Linked DNA regions of Homo sapiens: region 1 is linked to region 2. A link is an interaction called in ENCODE POLR2A ChIA-PET data of the cell type or tissue named here. Cell type or tissue: GM12878. All regions are shown on one strand. Each heading gives the region's core, and the rest is flanking DNA. Links, peaks and the distances in the headings are about the cores only. Region 1 has its middle 11 kb from the start of HILPDA. Region 2 overlaps METTL2B (methyltransferase 2B, tRNA N3-cytidine).

The links. Peaks named below come from ENCODE experiments on the same cell type or tissue, not always from the same donor. Only the 100,000 strongest peaks of a DNase experiment are listed, where the experiment ranks them.
Region 1: POLR2A ChIA-PET joins it to region 2 with 5 read pairs; 3 of 35 experiments call an interaction of 5 or more read pairs at or near these places.

The regions. Positions count from the first base shown.
Region 1 is chr7:128,436,878-128,453,240 of GRCh38, forward strand. It overlaps the pseudogene RNU7-54P. Among named protein-coding and RNA genes, the nearest start is that of HILPDA, 11 kb to the right of the region's middle. In GM12878, for the core only: no CTCF peak of the experiment used is centred there; a DNase peak (open chromatin) is centred at 13,705.
Region 2 is chr7:128,502,530-128,511,037 of GRCh38, forward strand. It overlaps METTL2B (methyltransferase 2B, tRNA N3-cytidine), which reads left to right. Exons shown (of 9, transcript NM_018396.3): 9 at 1-4,073. Among named protein-coding and RNA genes, the nearest start is that of METTL2B, 30 kb to the left of the region's middle. RefSeq lists an enhancer at 4,247-4,336. In GM12878, for the core only: no CTCF peak of the experiment used is centred there; DNase peaks (open chromatin) are centred at 4,512 and 5,092; H3K4me3 peaks cover 1,081 bases; H3K27ac peaks cover 1,405 bases.

The DNA of each region.
Region 1 (16,363 bases), core at 12,348-14,847, 57 kb before region 2:
TTGTAGCTGGGATTACAGGCGCCCACCACCACGCCCAGCTAAATTTTTTGTATATTTAGTAGAGACGGGGTTTCACTATGTTGGCCAGGGTGGTCTCGAACTCCTGACCTCTGGCGATCCACTCACCTCAGCCTCCCAAAGTGCTGGGATTACAGGCGTGAGCCATCGTGCCCAGCCACTTTTTTTTTTTTTTTTTAAGACAGAGTCTTGCTCATCACCCAGGCTGGAGTGCAGTGGGGTGATCTCGGCTCACTGCAGCTTCTGTCTCCCGGGTTCAAGCAATTCTCCTGCCTCAGCCTCCCAAGTAGCTGGGATTACAGGTGCCTGCGACCATGCCCGGCTACAACTGGGTGAAGAATTTGAATAAACATTTCTCCAAAGGAGGCTTACAAATAGCCAATATGCAGATAAAAAGATGTTCAACATCATTAGTCATTAGGGAAATACAAATGAAATCCACAATGAGATACTACTTAACAACCACCAGGCTGGCTAAAATTTAAAAAAGTAAAGACAATAACAAGTGTTGACAGGATGTGGGGAAACTGGAACCTTTATATATTGCTGGTAGAATTACAGAATGATGCAGCCACTCTGGAAAACAGTTTGGCAATTCCTCAAAATATTAAACACAGAGATACCACATAACCCAGCAGTTCTACTCCTAGTTGTAGATCCAAGAGAACTGAAAACATATATCTACACAAAAACATGTACACAAATGTTCATATCAGCCTTATTCATAATAGCTAGGGTGGAAACTACCCAAATGTCCATCAGTTGATGAATGGGTAAACAAAATGTGGTATATCCATACAACAGAATATTACTTGAACATGAATGAAATTCTGATACAAGCTACAACATAGATGAAACTTGAGAACGCTGTGCAAGTTGGAAGAAACTAAGGCAGGAGAATAGCAGAGCAAGCTGGGGGCGAAGCGGATCCTTGGACGTAAGTTAGCTTAAGCAGTAGCAAAAGCAAAACATGCAAAATAGCAGAAGTAGAATATATAAAATAAGGAAGTAAGCAGTATGTACATAAGGGAGTAAGCAGTGAGTTGAAACATGCAAGATAAGAAAAATAAGAAGGACTTGCAGTAGCAATTTGGTCACAAAAAATAAAAGTAAAGATAAACAATTTGGTCAAAAGAGATACAGTAAGGTTGAGCAAGTGGAAAAAAAAAACATATAAAAGGCCATGAAATGTAACAAACTGGGACTGATACCACTTGCGGGTCAGCCCGCTCTCTCCTCTCTGGGAGTGTTACTATGCATAACAAATTTTTGCTGCTTTGCTATGCTATCTGTGTCACGTCCAGTTCTTTGTTTGGGACACCAAGAGCCTGGAACTATACAGTACCATCCATTAACAAAACCAGACACAAAAGGTCATATATTAAATTATTCATTTATATGAAATGTCCAGAATACTCTTCCTTTGTACGGAATCTAAAAAGTATAGGCCCATTGCATGGCTCACGGCTGAAGTCCCACCACTTTGGGAGGCCAAGGTAGGAGGACCACTTGACCTCAGGGGTTTGAGACCTGCCTGGACAACATAGAGAGACCCAGTCTCTACAAAAATAAAAAATAAAAAAGTTAGCTGGGCGTGGTGGCGCACGCTTGTAGTTCCAACTACTCAAGAGGCTGAGGTGGGAGGATCCCTTGAGTTGTGGAGTTCAAGGCTGCAGTGAGCTATGATGACACTACTGCACTCCAGCCTAGGTGACAGAGCAAGACCCCATCTCAAAAAAGAGTTGTTGGTGTGAGAAGAGTAGAAATGTGTGCTTCAGGGGAACCCAGGAGTGTGGCCTGTACCCAGAATTACTCCCTGGGTAATACTGATGAGGGAGCTGCTCTTCTGAAGCCTTGTTTCTTCTGGTCCCTTGCACCTCCGCTCCCAGCTCACCCTGGTCTGCTCCCAGATATCCTATACCCCCTAGAAGTACAGAGGACACCCACTCTTATCACCCTTGTGGTAGCTAGTGTCCTATAGCACTATCTGCCTGCCTTCTTCCCATCCCTTCCCCATGATCCAATACAGCCTTCTGGTGTCCTAAAAGGAGTTAGTCTGACATATCCCCAGCAAATGTGTAGATGGTGTCAACTCATGTCGAAATCCTTTCCCCTCCCTATTTTACAAACCACTCCGCTCCATCTGTATTAGTTTTCTAGGGCAGTGGTAATAAAGTATCACAAACTAGGTGATTCATAACAATATAAATTTATTCTCTCACAGTTCTGGAGCCTGGAAGTTTGAAATTAGGGCATTGGCAGGGCCACGCTGCCAACTAGGGGAGGATCCTTCCTTGTTTTTTCCAGTTTCTGGTGGCCCCACACATTCCTTGGCTCATGGCACCCTAACTCTAATCTCTCTGCCTCTGGCATCACATGGCCATCTTCCCTCTGTCTGTCTGTGTTCAAATTTTCCTCTTCTTATAAGGACACCAGTCACATGGGATTAGGGCCCACCCTAATCCAGTGCCCCCGACTCCATATCCTCATTTGCAAATATAGAGAATACTATTAGGATTGTGCGTGCATGGAACATAGGAAAATGGGCATTTTCACACAGTGTGCCTAGGAAGGCTATTTCATAGTATGGAACAAGAGCCTAAAAAGGTGTGCTGGCTGCGTGTAGAGGCTCACACCTGTAATCTCAACACTTTGGGAGGCCGAGGCAAGAAGATGGCTTGAGCCCATGAGTTTGAGACCAGCCTGGGCAACATGGTGAGACCCCTGTCTCTACAAAAAACAAAAATAAAAGAACAAAAGTATCAGGAGTGGTGGTGTGTGCCTATGGTACCAGCCATTTGGGAGGCTAAGATGGGAAGATCGCTTGAGCCCAGGAGGTCGAGACTGCAACAAGTCGTGATGGCGCCACTGCACTCCAGCCTGGGTGACAGAGCAAGATCCTGTCTCAAAAATAAAACAAAATAAAAAAACAAAGGCATGCCTTCTGGCTTTTACTCATAGGTATTAATCTTAAGGAAATAATTGGGCAAGCGTACAAAAATGTAAGTATAAAGATATTAATTGCAACTTTGTTTAAAACAGTAAAAAGAAGCACAAACATTCTAAATGAATACAAAGGAGAATTTATTTGCTCTTAAAGAGGTTGCAATTCAACTGAATTCTTTACTTTTACCTATGATTCCTTCTCTTAGAACCACAACCCACTTGCAGATATTAAAATGGTGTCCTTTTATGAAACAATTAGAAACTTGAATATTGTTTGATGGTATTAGGAATTGCTGTTGATATTTTAGCTGTGTAACAGTGTTTTAGCTTTGTTAAAAATGTGTAAACTTTATTTATTTTTTGTTTTTTTTTCTGAGATAAGTTCTTTTTGTGTCACTCAGGCTGGAGTGCCATGGTGCAATTACAGCTCACTGCAGCCTCAACCTCCCTGGCTCAAGCTATCATCCTGCCTCAGCCTCCTGAGTAGCTGGGACTACAGGTACCTGCCACCAGGCCCGGCTCATTTTTTAATTTGTTTGTAGAGATGAGGTCTTCCAATGTTGCCTGGGCTGGTCTTGAGCTCCTGGGCTCAAGCGATCCTCCCGTCTTGGCCTCCCAAGTGCTGGGATTATAGGCACGAGCGACTGCACCTGGCCTCAAGTCTTCAGCTTTTACAGATGCATAACAGATATTTGCAGCTGAATTGACAGGCTGTATAGGATGTACTTCAAATAATACAGGAGGAGGGAAAGCACGTGTGTGTGAATGGGGCAGAATTGGCCATAGGTTAAGGGTTGCTGGTGGCTGAAGATTGGATATGTGTAAGCTAGTCTGCTTGTCTGTCTACTTTTGTGTATGATCTAAATTTTCCATAATAAAAAGTTAAAGTATATATCTAATTGAATTCTGTTTTTGTAGAATCTTCTAGGTATCACAACTTCACAGGCGGTTCTATTAACACTTCTCCATTATGTAATTTTTCTAAAATGTCTGTTTCTCTTTTTTTTTTTTTTCTGAGATGGAGTCTCACTCTGTCACCCAGGCTGGAGTGCAGTGGCGCAATCTCGGCTCACTGCAAGCTCCGCCTCCCGGGTTCACGCCATTCTCCTGCCTCAGCCTCCCCAGTAGCTGGGACTACAGGCACCCGCCACCACGCCGGGCTAATTTTTTGTATTTTTAGTAGAGATGGGGTTTCTCCGTGTTAGCCAGGATGGTCTCAAACTCCTGACCTCGTGATCCGCCCGCCTCGGCCTCCCAAAGTGCTGGGATTACAGGCGTGAGCCACCGCGCCCGGCCAAATGTCTGTTTCTCTAACTTAATTGTTTTCCAGGATGAAATAAGTATGAAAGTACTTGGGGGACTGACAGCCTTCTACATATAAAAGAGATTATTAGGACTCATTAATGTTCTAAATATGTATTATTGTACTCTTTAGCGGAGAAAGAATTAAGTTAAATTTTTGGCTTCAAATAATTCATAGTCTAAAATTTTCCTTGATTTAAAGTGACTTTTCTCAAAAAGGCAATGCAGGAAGGGATATAATAAGACCATGTGTGTAAATGAGGCTGAGTCTGGTGCTGAAAAACTGAGCTTCCTTTGATCAATCAGATCCCTGGAGGTGGGATGGGGCAGGGACCATGTGTCCTATCCATTGCTGCATTTCCAGCACCCAGCACAGCCTCTGGCACACAACATAGGATAATAATAATAGTGGTGATAATAATAATAATAAAATAGAACTAACATTTGTTGAGCTTCAGTGCCAAACAATGTGCAACTGCTTTGCCTGCATAATCTCATTTCATCTTCCAAACACTCCTACAGGGAGTGCCTCAACATCACATTGAGAGAAAACTGATGCAAATACTGAGCCTCAGAAAGATTAAGTTACTTATCCAAGGTCATCCAGTCAGAGAGTGTGAGGCTGGCTTTGAACTCACGTCTGTTTGTCCTGGAAGCCACTACTTTTTTAACCAAGATGCCCTGAAATGCCAACATGAGAAATCCGGTCCTCTTAGTGTGTCTCTTCTTGCAGGGACAGTGAGGACAGCAGGTTATTGGAGCTTGGTGACACTTGCCTCTGCAATTCCCTAGGCAGCTCCCCCAGCTCAGATTCTATACCTTCAGGCTACTTCCTGTTGTCTTTTGAGTCCCCAAACAGACTTTTGTACAGAGAAAAGAAAACACTCACTAATCAATAAGCACAAGGCCTGGCAGGTTTATTTCTCCCTGTAATTTAATAAATTGAAGTTAATTAATAAGTGCTTATAGTCAATTTTCTGTGTGTTTTTTACTAATTTGAGTTATTGTAACTGTATATATTATATAGTATATTCTTATTATTATTTGTTTTTGAGATGGAGTTTCGCTCTTGTAGCCCAGGCTGGAGTGCAATGGCACGGTCTCGGCTCACTGCAACCTCCACCTCCCGGGTTCAAGCAATTCTTCTGCCTCAGCCTCCTGGGTAGCTGGGATTACAGGCATCTGCCACCATGCCCAGCTAATTTTTGTATTTTTAGTAAAGATGGGTTTTCACCATGTTGGTCAGGCTGTTCTTGAGCTCCTGACCTCAGGTGATCCACCTGCCTTGGCCTCCCGAAGTGCTGGGATTACAGACATGAGCCACTGCACCTGGCCATTTTTATTAATTTTTAACTTTTATTATACGCGAGTCATATATAAACTTAAGTGATTTGAGTAATAAGGCCCAGAGCCTTGTCATCTAAGGGTGTGATGATACTATAAAGCTTCCACATCTATCAGTTAAATAAGTAGGAGGTAGGAGGGAACAAGTGTCCTAAGGGCAAGTAGTTCAGTCTCCAAAATGCCTTGCCCAGTGGTTTTTCATAGTTGACATTTAATAAATAGTTGTTGAATAAATGACTGTGAAAAAGAAGAAAATAGTCATAAACAAAATTGAAAGCAAATAGGCCAGGTGTTGTGGCTCATGCCTGTAATCCCAGCACTTTGGGAGGTTGAGGCAAGAGGACTGCTTGAACCCAGGAGTTCAAGACCAGTCTGGGTAACATAGCAAGACCCCATCTCTACTACTAAATAATAAAAATTATTTTTAAAAAAACTAAAAGCGGCCAGGCATGGTGGCTCACGCCTGTAATCCCAGCACTTTTTAGGAGGCCGAGGCAGATGGATCACTTGAGGTCAGGAGTTCGAGACCAGCCTGGCATGGTGAAACCCCATCTCTACTAAAAATACAAAAATTGGCTGGCGTCATGGCACTCACCTGCACTCCCAGTTCCTCAGGAGGCTGAGGCAGGAGAATTGCTTGAACCCAGGAGGCAGAGGTTGCAGTGAGCTGAGATCATGCCACTGCACTCCAGCCTGGGTGACAGAGTGAGACTCTGTCTCAAAGAAAAATAAAACAAAACAAAAAAACTTAAAGCAAATAGGCAGGGAAATATTTTCGTAAGTACAATAACAAGGTCTCAATTTCTTACTATATCAGGAACTTGGGAAATTGAACAGAAAAGCATGAAATCTTCAATAGAAAAATGATAATGCTAAATAAATGCAGAATGAATAAATGAAAGAATAAGTGGGGGCTAATAGAGAGATACCTTTCCTGAAATTTAACATGTTAATTTTTTTTAGGGGTTTTCCAGTAAAGACCCAAAGGCCTGCTAGACAAATTCTCAAAGCGCTGTAACACTAACACATTAATTTTGCCAGACTACATCGGGGATCATATGAAGACAAGGGGACCTCAGGTATGTGAAGGGGGACTTAGAAAATGCAAAGAGCTCAGCTGCAGAGCTGGCTTAAGCCTTTTTCAGATGAACAGGAGGACAGGAAAGGAATTGCTGCATGGCCTGGCAGAACGATCAGATGTCCCAAGTTAGGGAAAGTAGACAGAAAAATCAGGAAGTATACACTGGTGAGCTCCCTGCTTTGGAAGCAGTAATGTGGCTTTGCTGGGAAGCTACCCTTTGAGGAGGAAATCCAACTCTACAGGTAGACAGCAGTCTCCCAACAGCAGAGCTGGGGAGATAGCTGGAGGAGGAGGAGAAGGGAAAGGGCCTACCCAGAGTAAGGCCAGCTCTGTTCCTCCCTGATGGGTGGGTCACAGTGGCCCAGCCTCCGGGACAGGGTTAGGGGAAACCTGGGCTCTGATGACAGCGGCAACTTCTCAGTCCTGTCTGGCACATAAAAATAGCTTTTCCAGGTGATGTGACTCTGGGGCTTAGCCAACTGCAGGCCTGGTTACTGTGCTTGGTTACCGGCCTTTGCCCTGTCTCCAGATCTTGGAATGACTTTGGCTTTACACACTTCCCCCTAGGGGCCTCATAAGTGAAGCCTCATCCTCAGGAGACAAGGGTGACTTTTCACAGTGTGCCCCCTTTGTGGGAAGGGTATGCTGACCTTTAGGAGTGCAGGAAGGGCACTTCCCTCCTTTCTTGGCTTGGGAAGCGTAGGAGAGCTCAGCCAGCCTATATCTACTGTTTCCTGGGTAATTCACTAAGCCAACCAAAGAACCTGAACTTCCTGCAGTAATGAGGCCAACACACAGTCTCAGGTACACAAAACCAACAAGAGTCACATGCCTCTTGACTCAGAGACCTACCCCAGGAGGCTGTGAAAGCGGCACAACCAGGCCCAGGCCCTTGGGGTACCAGGAGTCACATGAACAATGAGAACATCAACAGGCCTGAGGCCACCGACAGGTGCAAAGTTTCCTAGGGTACACACATTTGCCCTAATATACACACACCTGTCCTGATTTACATACTCAGAGCCCCGTGGGCAGTACACATCCCATGATGCACTGAGCTCCTTATTTTGGGTAGAATCCCCTTTTAGAGCTAGTACCCAGGCTGCTCATTTTCCTTGCTATCAAAGGAGATTCTCCACATCCCTCTATTCCTCCTTCTCCCTGATTTCTCCCTGTTGTGCAGATAGAGAAGTGGCAAGGGACAATGGTGATTTTATTCCAGAAGGCTGAGGAACCAAGGCTGCAAAAGACTCTATAAAAGCACTTAGTTATAGAATCTAATCGGCTAGAAGGAATGCTTAGAGCCATTATCGAGCTCAGTCAGTTTGTTTTCACGACAAGGAGCCTGAGGCTAGAGAAGCAAAGAAGTTTACCCAGTGCCCCAGGCTGGGCAGTGGCTGAGGCTGAATTTGATGATACAGGTGGGATGGGCAGGTTCAGTCTAGCTAGAGAATTTAGTTAGCTCAGGGGTGGGGTTGGCTTACTGATTTTTTTTTTTTTTTTGAGACAGAGTCTCGCTCTGTCACCCAGGCTAGAGTGCAGTGGCGCAACCTCGGCTCACTGCAACCTCTGCCTCCCGGGTTCACGCCATTCTCCTGCCTCAGCCTCCCGAGTAGTTGGGACTACAGGCGTGTGCCACCACACCCAGCTAATTTTTGTATTTTTAGTAGAGATAGGGTTTCACTATGTTGGCCAGGCTGGTCTCAAGCTCCTGACCTCAGGTAATCCACCTGCCTTGGCCTCCCAAAGTGCTGAGATTACAGGCGTGAGCCACTGCACCCAGCCTGGTTTACTGATCTTTAGTGCATGTGAGTGATAAAGATTGGTCCACTGATAACAACTGAGCATCTGGTTTGCACAAGGCACAGACTGAGAAGCAAATATATTTTTAAATCTTAAAACAACCCTCTCAAAGTTACAGGAGATAACTAATTAACAGAGCGATGAATAAGGATGATGCTTACAATACATTTTTAAAATTTTATTCTGGCCGGGCGCAGTGGCTCACACCTGTAATCCCAACACTTTGGGAGGCCAAGGCGGGTGGATCACTTGAGGTCAGGAGTTTGAGATCAGCCTGGCCAACATGGCGAAACCCTGTCTCTACTAAAAATATAAAAATCAGCCAGGCATGGTGGCAGGTGCCTGTAATCCCAGCTACTCAGGAGGCTGAGGCAGGAGAATCACTAGAACTCAGGAGGCAGAGGTTGCAGTGAGCCAAGATCACACCACTGCACTCCAACCTGGGTGACAAAGCAAAACTCTGTCTCAAAAAAAAAAATTATTTTGGATTCAGTGGGTACATGTGCAAATTTGTTACATGAGTATATTGCATAATGGGCTTCCAGTGAACCCATCACCCGAACAGTGAACACTGCACTCAGTGAGTAGTTTTTCAAAAGGGACACCCTTTGGAGTCCCTGGTAAGAACTTTTAAGAATAATATACAAGACGTTCTCTAGACGGAACATGCTTATCAACTGAGAGGTATAAACATCGAACGCCGTATCAGCAAGCGATACTCCAACATGCAAAAGAACCCAGGATGGGGGACTGGGGAGGTTTCCAGGGTCAAATGGGAGAGCTGGGAGCCTGAGACACCAATAGTTTTAGCTGACTTTGAGTATTTGTCAGGCGAGGGGCTGAGGGGTTCGGTGTGGGTAGGGCTTTGGGCCTTCATCGTTGACAGGAGGGATTCTGACTGGACAGCTTTTTCTCCAGTCCTTTAGCCAAAGGAGGAAGGATCACTGGGAGAAGGAAAAAACGGTGGGAGTCTCCTCAAAGACCAGTTGTCCTCTACCCCTCATTACCCCCTCTCCTGACAGCAGCCACTGTCCTTCTTGGCTAAGATAAGAGACAGCAGGAACAGCCCCCTGCCCTGCTCTAGCCGAGTTGGAACAGAGCCACGGAGTGAGTTGGCTGGCAGCAGAAATGTCTGGGCATCTGTGTCTGGGGGAGAGGTGCCAGCTGTCTAGGCAGAGAGAAAATGTGCCCATGTGCACACACACGTGTGTAAAGGTAGGGCATGTGTGTGTGAACACATGCAGCAGAGGGAAGAGCAGCTGTTGTCATTGTGAATGACAACAGCACAGACACCAGGAGAACCCCGTTGTCTCCCAACCCAGAGACTCAGACTCTGCCTCCCTGCCTGGAGCAAGACACCCATCTCCTCTGGTAGCACCTCGACCATCTACCAGGCAGCAACGGAGCTCATTTGAGGCCTGGCCCTTTTGCAGCTAACCTGGGCTCTCCCATGCTCATAGAGCCCACTGTGACCACCAAGAGAAGGTGACAGCAAGGAGGAAGGCTCCCGCTATGTTCTAACATTCAATGATTTTATGGTTCCATGAAGGAAAGAGAGAGCAACATGTCAATACACAGATTTATCCTAAACTGCTGGATGGAAATAACTTGGAAAACAGCATAGAATGAGTAAACTCTTAAATACATGTTTCCAGTGAGTTTCCTTTTTGATTCTAATTACCTCCATAAGACAGAGGACTGTCCCCAAGCCTTTACTGAGATGAGAAAGTAGGGACTTCTTCACCCCAAATCTTTCCTAAGGTTTTATTTACAGACTTTTTCAAAACATTCACAATACTTTTTCTTCTTCTTATAATACATGCTCATAGTAGAAAAATTGAAACTCAAGAAACTATAAAACCTCCATAATCCACCCCATCCTCACTTTACTTCCACAGGCCTCAGATATGCCTGCTATGGGATGCCCCATCATGTTAAAATGCACCCACATCTCACATCTGAAGTTACTGTGCTGAGTTGAAACTGTCTAGTTGGCCAGGCACAGTGGCTCATGCCTGTAATCCTTGCACTTTGGGAGGCTGAGGTGGGTGGATCACTTGAGGCCAGGAGTTCAAAACCAGCCTGGCCAACATGGAGAAACCCCATCTCTACTAAAAATACAAAAAAATTAGCCAGACGTGGTGACAGGCAGCTGTAATCCCAGCTACTCAAGAGGCTGAGGCAGGAGAATTGCTTAAACCTGGGAGGCAGAGGTTGCAGTGAGCCGAGATCATGCCACTGCCCTCCAGCCTGGGTGACAGAGCGAAACTCCATCTCAAAAAAAAAAAAGAAAAGAAAAGAAGGAAACTGTCTAGTTAACATATATTTTGCAGACCTTTGATTAAATGTTTATGAATTTTAGTTCTGTCATTTAAAATTTTTTGAAGCCAATATATTTTGTTTTCTATATCTCAAATATGTTTGAGAGTCCCTGAAAAGTCTATAGGCCCCAGGAACTGTGCTTATTGTGACTAATGAATAAGAGGACCCTGCCCAGTGAAAAATGTTACTATTTAAGAGTAGATACACTGTCAGTCTCTCTCTCTCTCTCTCTCTCTCTCTCTATGCATTTATCATGGATAACTTAGAGAGCCCATATAGTTTTGAATACTGTTTTTCTCCTATTCTACACTGTTCATCCAGTATTTCGCAGACAGAGCTTGAGAGCAGAGGCCTGCTGTGTCAGTGGGAGTCCCCCACCCACACCACAGCTTCTCAGTGCAGGTTCTAGGACCACACACCTCTTAGGTAGAAAGGCTCTGAGAGAGACAGCTTGTCTCCCTCAGACCTGAGCTTCACAGATGAGGAAACTGAGGCCTGAAGAAGTGGCTGGCCCCAGGTGAGTGGTTAGTTAGTACCACAACCAGACTCAGAATTTAGGTTGCTGGCTCAGGTGCGAGGTGAAGAAGCCACTGCTTGCCTTGGGTGCCCTCTGCCCAACTTCCAGGGCCAACTCTCTGTGGGCACCTTCCTCTGGTGCCATACTGCCAGGCCCTCCCACTCCACTCCCGCCTCCCACTAGCTGCTCCAAGCTTTTGACCCAATTTCCCCATCCAAACTCCTGTGTTTGTTTTCCCTTCATTGTCACAATGTTGCTCAAGCTGTAAATTTACAAAATGTTAGTAAATTTTAATTTTTTTCTCTGATCGTAAAAGTAACAGATGCACATGGGAGAAAATAGGAGGAAAAAAGGAGTTCATTATATCACCCAGAGATGATCACTGTAAAAATGCTGTGCAACAAACATCAATAAATAGAATTAGAAATTGATCAGCTGCTCTGTCATAATTATTATTAATTTTTTTAGAGACGGGGTCTTGTCATGTTGCCTAGGCTGGTCTTGAACTCTTGGGCTCAAGCAATGCTCCCACATCAGCTTCCCAAAGTGCTGATATTACAGGCGTCAGCCACCATGCTTGGTGTGTTTCCTTTCAGTTATAAAATATCTCAGATACATAAACATGATTCGTTCATTCGACAAATATTTGTTGAGCATATACCACATGGAAGGCACTATTCTGGGTTTAGGAACATAATAATTGACACAATAGTCCGAGTCCTTGTTCTCAAGGAGCTACATTCTAGCGGAGGAAGATAGATAATCAACAAATAAATATAAAACAGGTTTGTTGGTGTTGAGTACTATGAAGAAAAAATAAAACAGGGTAAAGGAGAAGAGTAGGTGGTGAGTGTTACTGTACATGAAATGATTGGGAAAGCCTCCCTGAGAAATGACATTTGATCAGGGTCCAGAAGGAAGTGACACAGTGAGCCAAATATTGAGTGAACATGTTTCAGACACTGAGGACATAATAGTGAATAAAAGTGACATTCCACTCTGGGCCACCGGCCCTCCTCTTCATTGTAGACACCTTGTACTATTTTACCTAATGGCCTGAAGACTGAATTGTACAGGAAGAGAAGGAAGAGGAAGAGCTACCCTTAACATTTTAATTTTTTTTGGCGGGTGCGGTGGCTCATGCCTGTAATCCCAGCACTTTGGGAGGCTGAGGCAGGTGGATCACCTGAGGTCAGGAGTTCGAGACCAGCCTGGCCAACATGGTGAAACCCCATCTCTACTAAAAAAAAGTACAAAAATTAGCTAGGTGTGGTGGCTGGCACCTGTAGTTCAGCTACTCGGGAGGCTGAGGCAGGAGAATCGCTTGAACCCGGGAGGTGGAGGTTGCAATGAGCTGAGATCGCACCACTGCACTCCAGCCTGGGTGACAGAGTGAGACTGTCTCAAAAAGATAAAAATAAATAATAAATATAAATATATTTATTTATTTAATAAGGTTGGTCTTGAATTCCTGACCTCAACTGATCCACCTGCCTTGGCCTACCAAAGTTCCAGGATTATAGGCATGAGCCACCGCGCCCAACCAACTCTTAACATTTTAATATACAGACTTAAAAAGTCTAAAATTGGCTGGGTGTGGTGGCTTACACCTGTAATCCCAGCACTTTGTGAGGCTGAGGCAGGTGGATCACTTGAGGTCAGGAGTTTGAGACCAGCCTGGCCAACATAGTGAAATGTCTCTACTAAGAATACAAAAATTAGCTGGGCATGGTGGTGGGTGCCTGTAATCCCAGCTACTCGGGAGGCTGAGGCAGGAGAATCACTTGAACCTGGGAGGCGAAGGTTGCAGTGAACCGAGATTGCACCATTGCACTCCAGCCTGGGTGACAAGACCAAGACTCTGTCTCAAAAAAAAAAAAAAAGTCTAACATTAATCAATATTTACTTTCCTCCCAAATAAAAACATATTAAACTTCATCTTTGCTCACTGTTCCCATCTGAAATGTTTACCAATTTTTCAGTTTATCTTGTTATTTTTACTTTTCTAAATCAACCATTATTACTAAAAATAGTTTTGAGTAGTCATAATTTGTTTAGATACATCCATATGTTTTGTAAATATTTCCTTACCATTTTTTCTTGCATTTCCCTATTTCCTTTTGGGTTCAGTTTTCTTGTGTCTTAGGTTCATTCTTCAGTAGTTTCCACGGTAAGGGCCTACGGCAGCTAACTCTGTTTTTGTTTGTCATCTGACGATGTCTTCAACTTGCCCTCCTTTAAAGAAAATAATGACTTTATTCAGATATAGTTCACATATCAAAATCCACCGTTTTAAAGGATACAATTCAATGGTTAAGTACATTCATAGACTTGTATAACTGTCAGCACTAATTTTAGAACATTTCATCACCAGCCCACACACCAAAAAAAAAACCACCCTGTACCCACTAGCAGTCATTCCCCAGTCCCCTCTCCTCCAGCCCTTGGCAACCACTTACCTACTTTCTGTCTCTGTGGATTTGCCTTTTTTTTTTTTTTGAGACAGTCTTGCTCTGTTGCCCAGGCTGGAGTGCAGTGGTGTGATCTCGGCTCACTGCAACCTCTGCCTCCTGGGTTCAAGCGATTTTCCTGTCTCAGCCTCCCAGGTAGGTGGGACTACAGGTCAGCACCACCATGCCTGGCTAATTTTGTCTTTTTGGTAGAGACAGGGTTTCACCATGTTGGCCAGGCTGGTCTCAAACTCCTGACCTCCAGTGATCTGCCCACCTTGGTCTCTGTGCTGGGATCCTCAAAGTGCTGGGCTTACAGGTGGGAGCCACTACGCCCAGCCCTGGATTTGCCTATTCTGACATTTCATATAAATGGAATCATACGATATGTACCCTTTTGTTTCTGGTTTCTTTCACTTAGCATAATGTGTTCAAGGTGCATCCATATTGTAGCATGTATCAATACTTCATTTTTTATGGCTGAATAATATTCCATTGTATCACATTTTGTTTATCCTTTAGCCAGTTGACGGACATTTGGGTTGTTTCTACTTTTTTGGCTATTATGAATAATGCTGCTATGAACATTTGTGTATAAGCGTTTGTGTGTGAACATACATCTTCGGTTCACTTGGGTATATATTTAGGAGCTAAACTGCTGGATCATACAGTAACTCTATGTTTAACTTTTTGAGGAACTATTCTAAAGCAGCTGCACTATTTTACATTCTAACAGCAATGTATGAGGGTTCTGTTTTTTCTACATTTTCATCAACATTTGTTCTTTTCTGGGTTTTTTTGCTTGTTTGTGTTATAGCCATCCTAGTGAGTGTGAGGTGGTGTCTCATTGTATTCTATTTTTTATGTTCATTTTAACATAAATGTAGCATACTGCTCACATACTATAAACCCTTTTCATTTAACAATATATTGTGGAGATCTTGTCGATATATACAGAACTTACTCTCTTTTTTCTGGCTTTATGGTAATTCACTGTCTGAATGCACCATCTTTTATTTAACCAGTTCTCTACTGATGGGCTGTTTTTTCCAGTCTTTCATTATCACAAACAGTGCTGCAACAGTGCTACCTTTAAACACTCCATTCTCTACATGTGGAAGGATAAATCCTAAAAGTGGAATTCTGGGCTAAAGGGCATGTGTATGCTTTTATTTTTATAGACATTGCCAAATGGTAGTCAGTGGTCTTTTTTAACACCTCAATGGTCTTGAGGTGTTTAAAAAACAAGTGGGGGTCAGGGTAACAATTACTGACAAATTGATTTCCATACTGAATGTACCAGTTTATACTTACCAGAAATGTAAGTACATGTTATTTAAATGAACACTTGATGATAAGATCAAATTTGTGAAAATACTTGTGTTCTTAGTATGGTACTCTTGTGTGGGTTGACTTCAGAATCACTTCTTTTTAGGGGCTTTGGGGGAAGGGCAGCTTATAAAAAGCTTTCCTTGGTTGCAGCTCCAAGGAGGAGGTAGCACCTGAAAACGGCTTCTCTTGGCGCCCTTATCTACATTTCCTTGATGAAACAATGGGTACTCACTGAAGATGCTGGGTAAAATATTCATTCATTTATTCCTTCAGTCAACAAATATTTATCAAAAGCCTACTATTTGGTGCTAGCTGCTGGAGATGGAATGGAAACAAAATCAGACCAAACACTCCTTTCACTGACATTTTCAGGCTTTTGAAAGGACACAGACATTAATACAACTAAGGGTAAAGTAACACACTGGGAAAGAAATGCCTATCATGCCACTGGAGCCCGGAACAGGGTCCGAGGGTCAGCAAGGGTGACCAGAGGAAATATGTTTGAATTGAGATATGAAAGATGAGTAAAAGACTAGGTGAAGAAAGTCTCTTCTTCCTCTGGAAGAAAAAGCATAGTTAACAAATAAAGAAGGCTGGGTATGGTGGCTCACACCTGTAATCCCAGCACTTTGTGAGGCTGAGGCACGTGGATCACTTGAGGTCAGGAGTTTGAGACCAGTCAGGGCAGCATAGAGAGACCCCATCTCTACAAAAAAAAAAGAAAGAAAAGCAAGAAAAGAAAGGAAAGAAAGGGAAGAAAGGGAGAAAGAAAGAAAAAGAAAGAAAGAAAGAAAGAGAAAGAAAGAAAGAAAAAGAAAGAAAGAAAGAAAGGAAAGAAAAGGAAAAGAAAAGAAAAGAATTAGCTGGTGTGGTGGTGGCAAAGAAAGAAAAAAGAAAGAATTAGCTGGGTGTGGTGGTGTGTAACTGTAGTCCCAGCTACTTAGGAGGCTGAGGTGGTAGGATAGCTTGAGCCCAGAAAGTCAAGGCTGCAGTGAGCAGTGATCGTGCCACTGTACTCCAGCCTGGAAAACAAAGTGAGACCCTTTCTCAACAACAACAACAAATAAAGAAGAGAGGCAATAATACCTACCTCATAGCATCGTTAGAAAAATTAAATAATACATGTAATGCATTTAGCAAAATGTTCAGCACGTATCAGTTACTTGAAGAATGCTTATTTTGTTTCCACTCTTTCTTTCTTCTTTTTTTTTTTTTTGAGATGGAGTTTCCCTCTTGTTGCCCAGGCTG
Region 2 (8,508 bases), core at 3,398-5,897:
ACAAGAAAAAAATGACCCTGTAGACAGCATCAAAATGTGGTGTTCTTGTTAAGTAATTGATCGTGGTCTTTGCTTTAATCTTAGTTCCGCCAGGCACGGTGGCTCACACCTGTAATCCCAGCACTTTGGGAGGCCGAGGCGGGCAGATCACCTGAGGTCAGGAGTTCGAGACCAGCGTGGCCAACATGGTGAAACCCCGTCTCTACTAAAGATAAAAAAATTAGCTGGGTGTGTTGGTGGGTGCCTGTAATCCAGCTACTCGGGAGGCTGAGGCAGGAGAATCACTTGAACCCAGGAGGCAGAGGTTGCAGTGAGCTGAGATTGCGCCACTGTACTCCAGCCTGGGCAACAAAGCAAGACTCTGTCTCAAAAAAATAAAAATAAAAAAAATCTTAGTTCCATGGAATTTTAAGCACTGTTCCCCCTCTAACCTATGTCTAAAGAATTAAAAGAATTTGGCTGGGTGCGGTAGCTCATGCCTGTAATCCCAACACTTTGGGAGGCTGAGGCAGGTGGATCACGAGGTCAGGAGATCGAGACCATCCTGGCTAACACGGTGAAACCTCGTCTCCACTAAAAATACCAAAAAAAATAGCTGGGCATGGTGGCATGCGCCTGTAGTCCCCTGTAGTCCCAGCTACTCGGGAGGCTAAGGCAGGAGAATCGTTTGAACCTGGGAGGCAGAGGTTGCAGTGAGCCGAGATCATGTCACTGCATTCCAGCCTGGGCAACAGAGGAAGACTCTGTCTCAAAAAAATAAAAGAAAAGAATTTTCACTTTTTGCAAAATTATCTTTTTTTACTGCACCCTTAAGTGTTTGACACAAAAGGAATTGAGAGAACTTCTTAATTTTAACCACATCATCACTTCACTTCTGAATGTGATCACTGTCAGTGTTAGATGCTTTTTTTTTTTTTTTTTAGGAGACAGGGCTCTCACTTTGTTGCCCAGGCTGGAGTTCAGTGGTGCAATGATAGCTCATTATCACCTCGAACTTCTGGCTTGAGCCATCGCTCCACCTCAGCCTCCTGAGTAGCTAGGACTGCAGGTGGGCACCATCATGCCTAGCTAATTGTTAGATCCTTTTTTTTTATGTTCTGCATTTTTTCAATTATTTTTACATATTTCTGTCTTGATCCATGCAGTTATAGGATATATCCTTAATTTTAGAAAGTAAGGACTTTTCGACCAGGCATGGCGGCTCACGCCTATAATCCCAGCACTTTGGGAGGCTGAGGTGGGCAGATCACTTGAGGTCAGGAGTTCCAGTCCAGCCCGGCTAACATAGTGAAACCCCGTCTCCACTAAAAAATAAAAAATCAGCCCGGCATGGTTGTGGGCGCCTGTAATCCCAGCTACTCAGGAGGCTGAGGTAGGAGAATTGCTTGAACCTGGGAGGCGGAGGTTGCAGTGAGCTGAGATGGTGCCATTGCACTCCAGCCTGGGCGACAAGAGCGAAACTGCATCTCAAAAACAAAGATGCCTAGCTTTCACCTTGTTGATGTTTTTCTAAATTTTGGAATAATAAATTTATATAGGAATACTGCAAGAATAGTCCATTTTTTTCTGATGTCCCAACATCAGCAAATATATTACCAAATATATCCATCACAAGTAGGAATACATGGAAACATTAATGCCAGCCACTAACCATTCATGTTTACCCAGTAGTCCCAATAATAGCTTTGTCACACAAAAACATGATTATGTTGGCTGGGCACAGTGGCTCCTGTAATCTTAGCATTTTGGGAGCCCAAGGCAGGAGGATGACTTGAGGCCAGGAGTTCAAGACCAGGCTGGGTAATGTAGCAAGACCCTGACTTTTTTTTTTTTTTTTTTTGAGATGGAGTTTCGCTCTTGTTGCCCAGGCTGGAGTACAATGGCACGATCTCGGCTCACTGCAATCTCCACCTCCCAAGTTTAAGTGATTCTCCTGCCTCAGCCTCCCAAGTAGCTGGAATTACAGGCATGCAGCACCATTCCCAGCTAAATTTTTTGTATTTTTAGTAGAGACAAGGTTTCTCCATGTTGGTCAGGCTGATCTCGAACTCCCGACCTCAGGTGATCTGCCCGCCTCAGCCTCCCAAAGTGCTGGGATTACAGGCGTGAGCCACCACGCCCGGCCAAGACCCTGACTTTTTAAAAAATGTTAAACATAGGCCGGGTGCAGTGGCTCACGCCTGTAATCCCAGCACTTTGGGAGGCCGAGGTGGGCGGATCATTTGAGGTCAGGAGTTCGAGACCAGCCTGGCCAACTTAATGAAACCCCATCTCTGCTAACAATACAGACCAGGCATGGTGGCTCACACCTGTAATCCCAGCACTTTGAGAGACCGAGGCAGGTGGATCACCTGAGGTCGGGAGTTCGAGACCAGCCTGACCAACATGGAGAAACCCCGTCTCTACTAAAAATACAAAATAGCCAGGTGTGATGGCGCATGCCTGTAACCCCATCTACTTGGAAGGCTGAGGCAGGAGAATCACTTGAATCTGGGAGGCAGAGGTTGCAGTGAGCCGAGATGGCGCCATTGCACTCCAGCCTGGGCAACAAGAGTGAAACTCCGTCTCAAAAAAAAAAAAAAAAAAAAATTAGCTGGGCATGGTGGTGGGCGCCTGTAATCCCAGCTATCTGGGAGGCTGAGTCTAGAGAATCATTTGAACCTGGGAGGCGGAGGTTGCAGTGAGCCGAGATCGCACCATTGCACTCCAGCCTGGGCAACAGTGAGACTCCGTCTCAAAATAAAAAAACAAAAAAAATGTAAAAAATAAATAATTGTATTGAATTTATTAGTTGTGTCTCAGTCTCCTTCAGTCTACAGTTTAGGCTTGCTTTTGCACCTTTGCATTTTAAGGTAAGAGGCTATTGTGTAAACTCGAATTGGGTTTGTTGGTGTTTCTTCATGATTTGGTTCAGGCTCTGCATTTTGGGCAGGAATATTCAGAGGTGATGCTGTGTTCCTCCCATAGGATCGTATCAGGCGACACATGATTATGAATTTCCCCATTATTGGTGATGTCACTTAGTTGTGTTGTCTGCCAGGTTCTGCCACTGTAAAGTTAATAAGTATTTTGTAGGGAAGTGCTTTGAGACTAAATATCCTGTTCCTCATCAAACTTCTACCCCCTAGTTTCAGTATCTATTGCTGTTTTTTGTCTGAATAACTATGATAGTTGCCAAATAGTGGTTTCTGATCCTTCCATTCCTTCTACACTGATTGGTTGGTATTTTGTACAGAAAAGCTTTCTCATATCTGATTTACTTGTCTCAATATGGACCCATGGGTATTTGAGTTTCTTGTGGGGTTATTTGTTGTTGTTTTTGAGACAGGCTCACCCAGGCTGGAGTGCAGCAGCACGATCACTGCTTACTGCTTACTGCAGCCTCGACCTCCCATGCTCAAGTGATTCTCCCACCCCAGCCTCCCAAGTAGATGGGACTACAGGCATGTGCCACCAAGCCTAATTTTTGTATTTTTTGTAGAGACAGGGTTTCACCATGTGTCCCAGGCTGGTCTTGAGCTCCTGAGCTCAAGCAATCCTCCCACCTCGGCCTCCCAAAGTGCTGGGATGAGCCACCGTGACTGGCCCCACTTAATGGGTTTTCAGAGGTGGGAGCAAAGAATGAAGGGAGGAAGAGAGCTCCCATCTTTTCCATTACCGTATTTACTTAAAACTGGAAAAAACTGAATCACTGGGATGGTATTTCATTTATCTTTTGAAATGAAGAATAGATACATTAATTTAAATGATTCTCTAAAGACTGTCCTTCAGCATCCCTAAAGCATTGCAAAACTATAGGCACAGTTTTTATTTTATCTTTCTGGCACCTGGTTTGGGCTTTGGCTTAGATTAAAAAGACGAGCCTTCTCCTGCCCCTGCTCCCTTTTATTCCCTGCCATCTGCTAAGCTCGACTTTTTATCTCTCAGGCCAAATTTGACTCTGTAAGGGACTTTGCATAACGTTTCATCCTCAGAATCGCTAATGATGGGCAGAGGACTGTTACATGTGTTGGGAGGGATTAAAGTATATGACCTCAGTGCCACTTAAAAAATAAATACTGTCTCAACTATCAGTCTGGCTCTGAATGGTATCTCTTAATATGCTTAATGCAAGAATGGTGGGTCGGGCGTGGTGGCTCACGCTTGTAATCCCAGCACTTTGGGAGGCTGTGGCAGGCGGATCACCTGAGGTCAGGAGTTTGAGACCAGCCTGGCCAACATGGCAGAACCCATCTCTACTAAAAATAAAAAAAATTTAGCCAGGCATGGTGGTGGGAGCCTGTAATCCCAGCTACTGGGGAGGCTGAGGTAGAAGAATTGCTTGAACCCGGGAGGCGGAGGTTGCAGTGAGCAGAGATTGCCCTCCAGCCTGGGTGACAGAGCAAGACTCCATCTCAAAAAAAAAAAAAAAAAAAAAAGAAAGGTGCTATGTGGGGCTGGAAGGTGGCTCCAGGTGTGAAGCTGCTCAGGAAGTTGTGTGGTTTCAATGTGAATCTAACAGAGAAGTGTTTCTGAAACTGATTTACCTTCCTAAGTAGTGTTAATTAGGGTGAGGAGATAAATTCAATGTTGTTTGAAAAATGAGAGACAGTTTGAGACAGATGCACTGGAGCTATTGGAGTGAAACCATGTTCCTGAAGGCAGCGATCACCCTGAAAGTGGGTTTTGCACTGTGAAAGGGATTCATCTCCCGGTCTTGCAGGATTCATGTAGAGCCTGGCCTCTGTTAATGCTATCAAACCTATGTACAATGGGTCGGCCACTTCTTTTCATATAAGTTCATATTCTCTTGGGTTCTGGTTGGAAAATTAGGCCTTGGAAACTTAGTGAGAAAGGGAAAATCTAACGTGCTAAGCCATCCTACTTGGATGTAATTGATTCCTATCTTTGCTTAAATACATACTTTAGTAGGAGTAAGGAGTTCTGTCTGTGGCTTAAAAGATGAGCTCAGGACAAGCAGTTTCTTTCAGTCTGTTCACAAAGGCCTGTTCTTTGGTTTGTGGCTGCAGCTGCTATTTTCAGAGCCTGGCTGCGTTGATGCATTGCAGATTTGTGCGTGCTTCCTAATTTGGTCTACAGGTTGTGATTTGGGAACCCTGGTTAAGAGGTAGAAGAAGTGCTCATGGTGAATTTCCCAGGTGAAAACACTGAAACATTGCATCATGACTGCTTCATTTTATTTAAATAAGTGTCTTGGCTCAAGGTTGGACATTGTCTCTGTAGCCAGTGAAACACACTCCATGACCAGGTTTCAGGACAAATCACCACAGTCCGATTTAATACCCCACTGGGGACCCTGAGACACCGTAGCCTTGACTCCAGCCTCAAGCTTGGCATCTTTACCCACAGATGAGCCTCACACTGCCTTCATTCATTCATTCTCTACTTCCATTCTCTGAATTTGGATTTTGCCATTAAAATTTAATGTTATAGCCAGGTGTGATGGCTCACACCTGTAATCCCAGCACTTTGGGAGGCCAAGATGGGAGGATCGCTTGAGTCCAGGAGTTCAACACCAGCCTGGGTAACATAGCAGCATCCTGTTCATACAAAAAAATAAAAAATTAGCCAGGCGTGGTGGTGCCTGTGTGTAGTCCTAGCTACTCAGGTGGCTGAGGTGAGAGGATCGCTTGAGCCCAGAAGTTCAAGGCTTCAGTGAGCTGTGATCACACCACTGCTGGGTGACACAGCAAGACTCTGTCTCAAAAAAGAAAAGAAAAGAGAGAGAGATAGAAAGGAAAGAAGGAAGGAGAGAGGGAGAGAGAACGAAGGAAAGGTAAGAAAGAAAAAGAAAAGTAGCCGAGTGTGGTGACCCATGCCTGTAATCCCAGCTACTGGGGGAGCCGAGGCAGGAGAATCGCTTGAACCCAGGAGGCTGAGGTTTCAGTGAGCCAAGATCACGCCACTGCACTTCAGCCTGGGTGACAGAATGAGACTCCTTCAAAAAAAAAAGAGAGAGAAAGGGAAGAAGGAAAGAAAAAAAAAAAGAAGGAAAGGAGGGAGGGAGGAACATTTATCAGCAGTGGCACACTTGAGAAACCCTCCAAGGGTGAGCAGAATGGCGAGGGCCCTGAAGAGCCCTGCTACTGACAAGCCCCTGTCACCCTCTTCAGCCTTGCTTCTGATTACCCCTCAATTTTTGTGGGCGATTAAGGCCGACATTCAATCGAGCTCATTAAATTATGAGTTTCTGACACGGTGCGGTGGCTCATGCCTGTAATCCCTTTGGAGGCCAAGACAGGTGGATACCTTGAGGTCAGGAATTCGAGACCAGCCTGGCCAACATGGTGAAACCCTGTCTCTACTGAAAATTAGCCAGGTGTGATGGTGAGTGCCTGTAATCCCAGCTACTTGGGAAGCTGGGGCAAGAGAATCACTTGAACCCGGGAGGCGGAGGTTACAATGAGCTGAGATCCTGCCATTGCACTCCAGCCTGAGTGACAAGAGCAAAACTCTGCCTCAAAAAATAATAAAAAAGGCCAGGCACGGTGGGTCACACCTGTAATCCCAGTACTTTGGGGGTCCAAAGCAGGCAGATCACCTGAGGTCAGGAGTTCAAGACCAGCCTGGACACCATGGTGAAACCCCATCTCTACTGAAAATACAAAAATTAGCTGGGCATAGTGACGCGCATCTGTAATCCCAGCTACTCGGGAGACTGAGGCAGGAGAACAGCTTCAACCTGGAAGGTGGAGGTTACAGTGAGCCGAGATCAAGCCATTGTGTTCCAGTCTGAGTGACAAGAGTGAGACTCCATCTCAAATAAATAAATAAATAAATAAATTGTGAATTTCTTGGGGGACCGTTGTATTCTAAACACAGCAGACTACCAAAGCCCCTGGCCCATGGTCAGTGCCCAGTAAGTGGGGACTGAATGCCTGAATAGCTTCTTCCTACCCTGCCCACTGCCCCCTACCACTGCACAGACACCCCGGATACACAGTTTGTATTTAACTTAAAAACAAAATCATACAAGGTTGCAACTATCAACAGCTCAAGGTGGCTTAAACAAAAAACAACAGTAGAAGGGCACAGGGCGCCTCCTGGACCCCACGCTGGGAGGTGTGTGGTTGCCCGGTTGCCCTCACTCCTGCAGCCTCTTTAAGGACCACTTCTCTGCTCCTTAGTGCACTTGTGGGAGGCAGCTGTAACCAAGCTCCTGAGGTTTGATGTCTCTGTAAAATGGGTGTGCAGCATGTGCGTGTGTGTGTGTCTAGGCAGCCAGTTCCCACAATGGCAGGCAGAATCCCCAAAAAGGCATCCGTAAGAGCATGATTTCCTAGACTTCAGCTGGTTTATTTCATCTTCCCAAATATTGATATCCGAGTAGACCATTATGGAATCCTTTTACATTATATTTTTGGCCAGGCGCAGTGGCTCACACCTGTAATCCCAGCACTTTGGAGGCCAAAGCAGGCATATCACCTGAGGCCAGACCAGCCTGGCCAACACAGTGAAACCCCATCTCTACTAAAAAAAAAAAATATACAAAAATCAGCTGGGGGTGGTGGTGCTTGCCTGTAGTCCCAGCTACTCAGGAGGCTGAGGCAGGAGAATCACTTGAACCCAGGAGGCGGAGGTTGCAGTGAGATTGTGCCACTGCACTCCAGCCTGAGTGACAGAGTGGGACTCTATCTCAAAAAACAGAATTTTTTTAAAAAAATTTATATTTTTACTTAAATGTGTTTATTTATTTGTTTTTATTATTATTTTTTGAGATGGAGTCTTGCTCTTGTCACCCAGGCTGGAGTGCAGTAGCATGATCTCGGCTCACTGCAACCTCCGCCTCCCAGTTCAAGTGATTCTCCTGCCTCAGCCTCTAGAGTAGCTGGGACTACAGGTGCGTGCCACCACGCCCGGCTAATTTTTTGTATTTTTAGTAGAGACAGGGTTTCACCATGTTGGCCAGGATGGTCTCAATCTCTTGATCTTGTGATCTGCCCACCTCAGCCTCCCGAAGTGCTGGGATTACAAGCGTGAGCCACTGTGCCCGGCCTTAAATTTATTTTTAAGGGATTTTTTAAAAATCACTGCTATAAAGGTAAAGTAAGTATTAGTTGCCATGAACTAAAAGTATTTTTGGGCCATGTGCAGTGGCTAACCCCTGTAATCTTAACGCTTTGGGGGGCCGAGGTGTGAGGATCACTTGAACCCAGGGTGGCTTAAACCATTTGAGGAGTTTGAGGCAAGCCTGGGCAAGATAGTGAGGCCCCATCTCTATTTAAAAATAAATAAATAAATAAAAATAAAAATGTATTTTAAAGATCAATACAATGAAAACAAAACAATACCTTAAGTTCCAGTTGGATGCCTTTGGGGCCAAAGACTTGGAGCACTAGGTCTGGAAACAGGAGTGAACACATCAGTCACACCTTTCCTGGAGCTGTCAAATTTGGACGAGGAGATTCCAACAATAAACCCATAAATCCTCTAACACGTGGGCATGTGCCAGGAAGAACCAAGCAAGCTAGGGAAAATAGAGAGGTGGCAGGGATCAGGAAAAAGGCA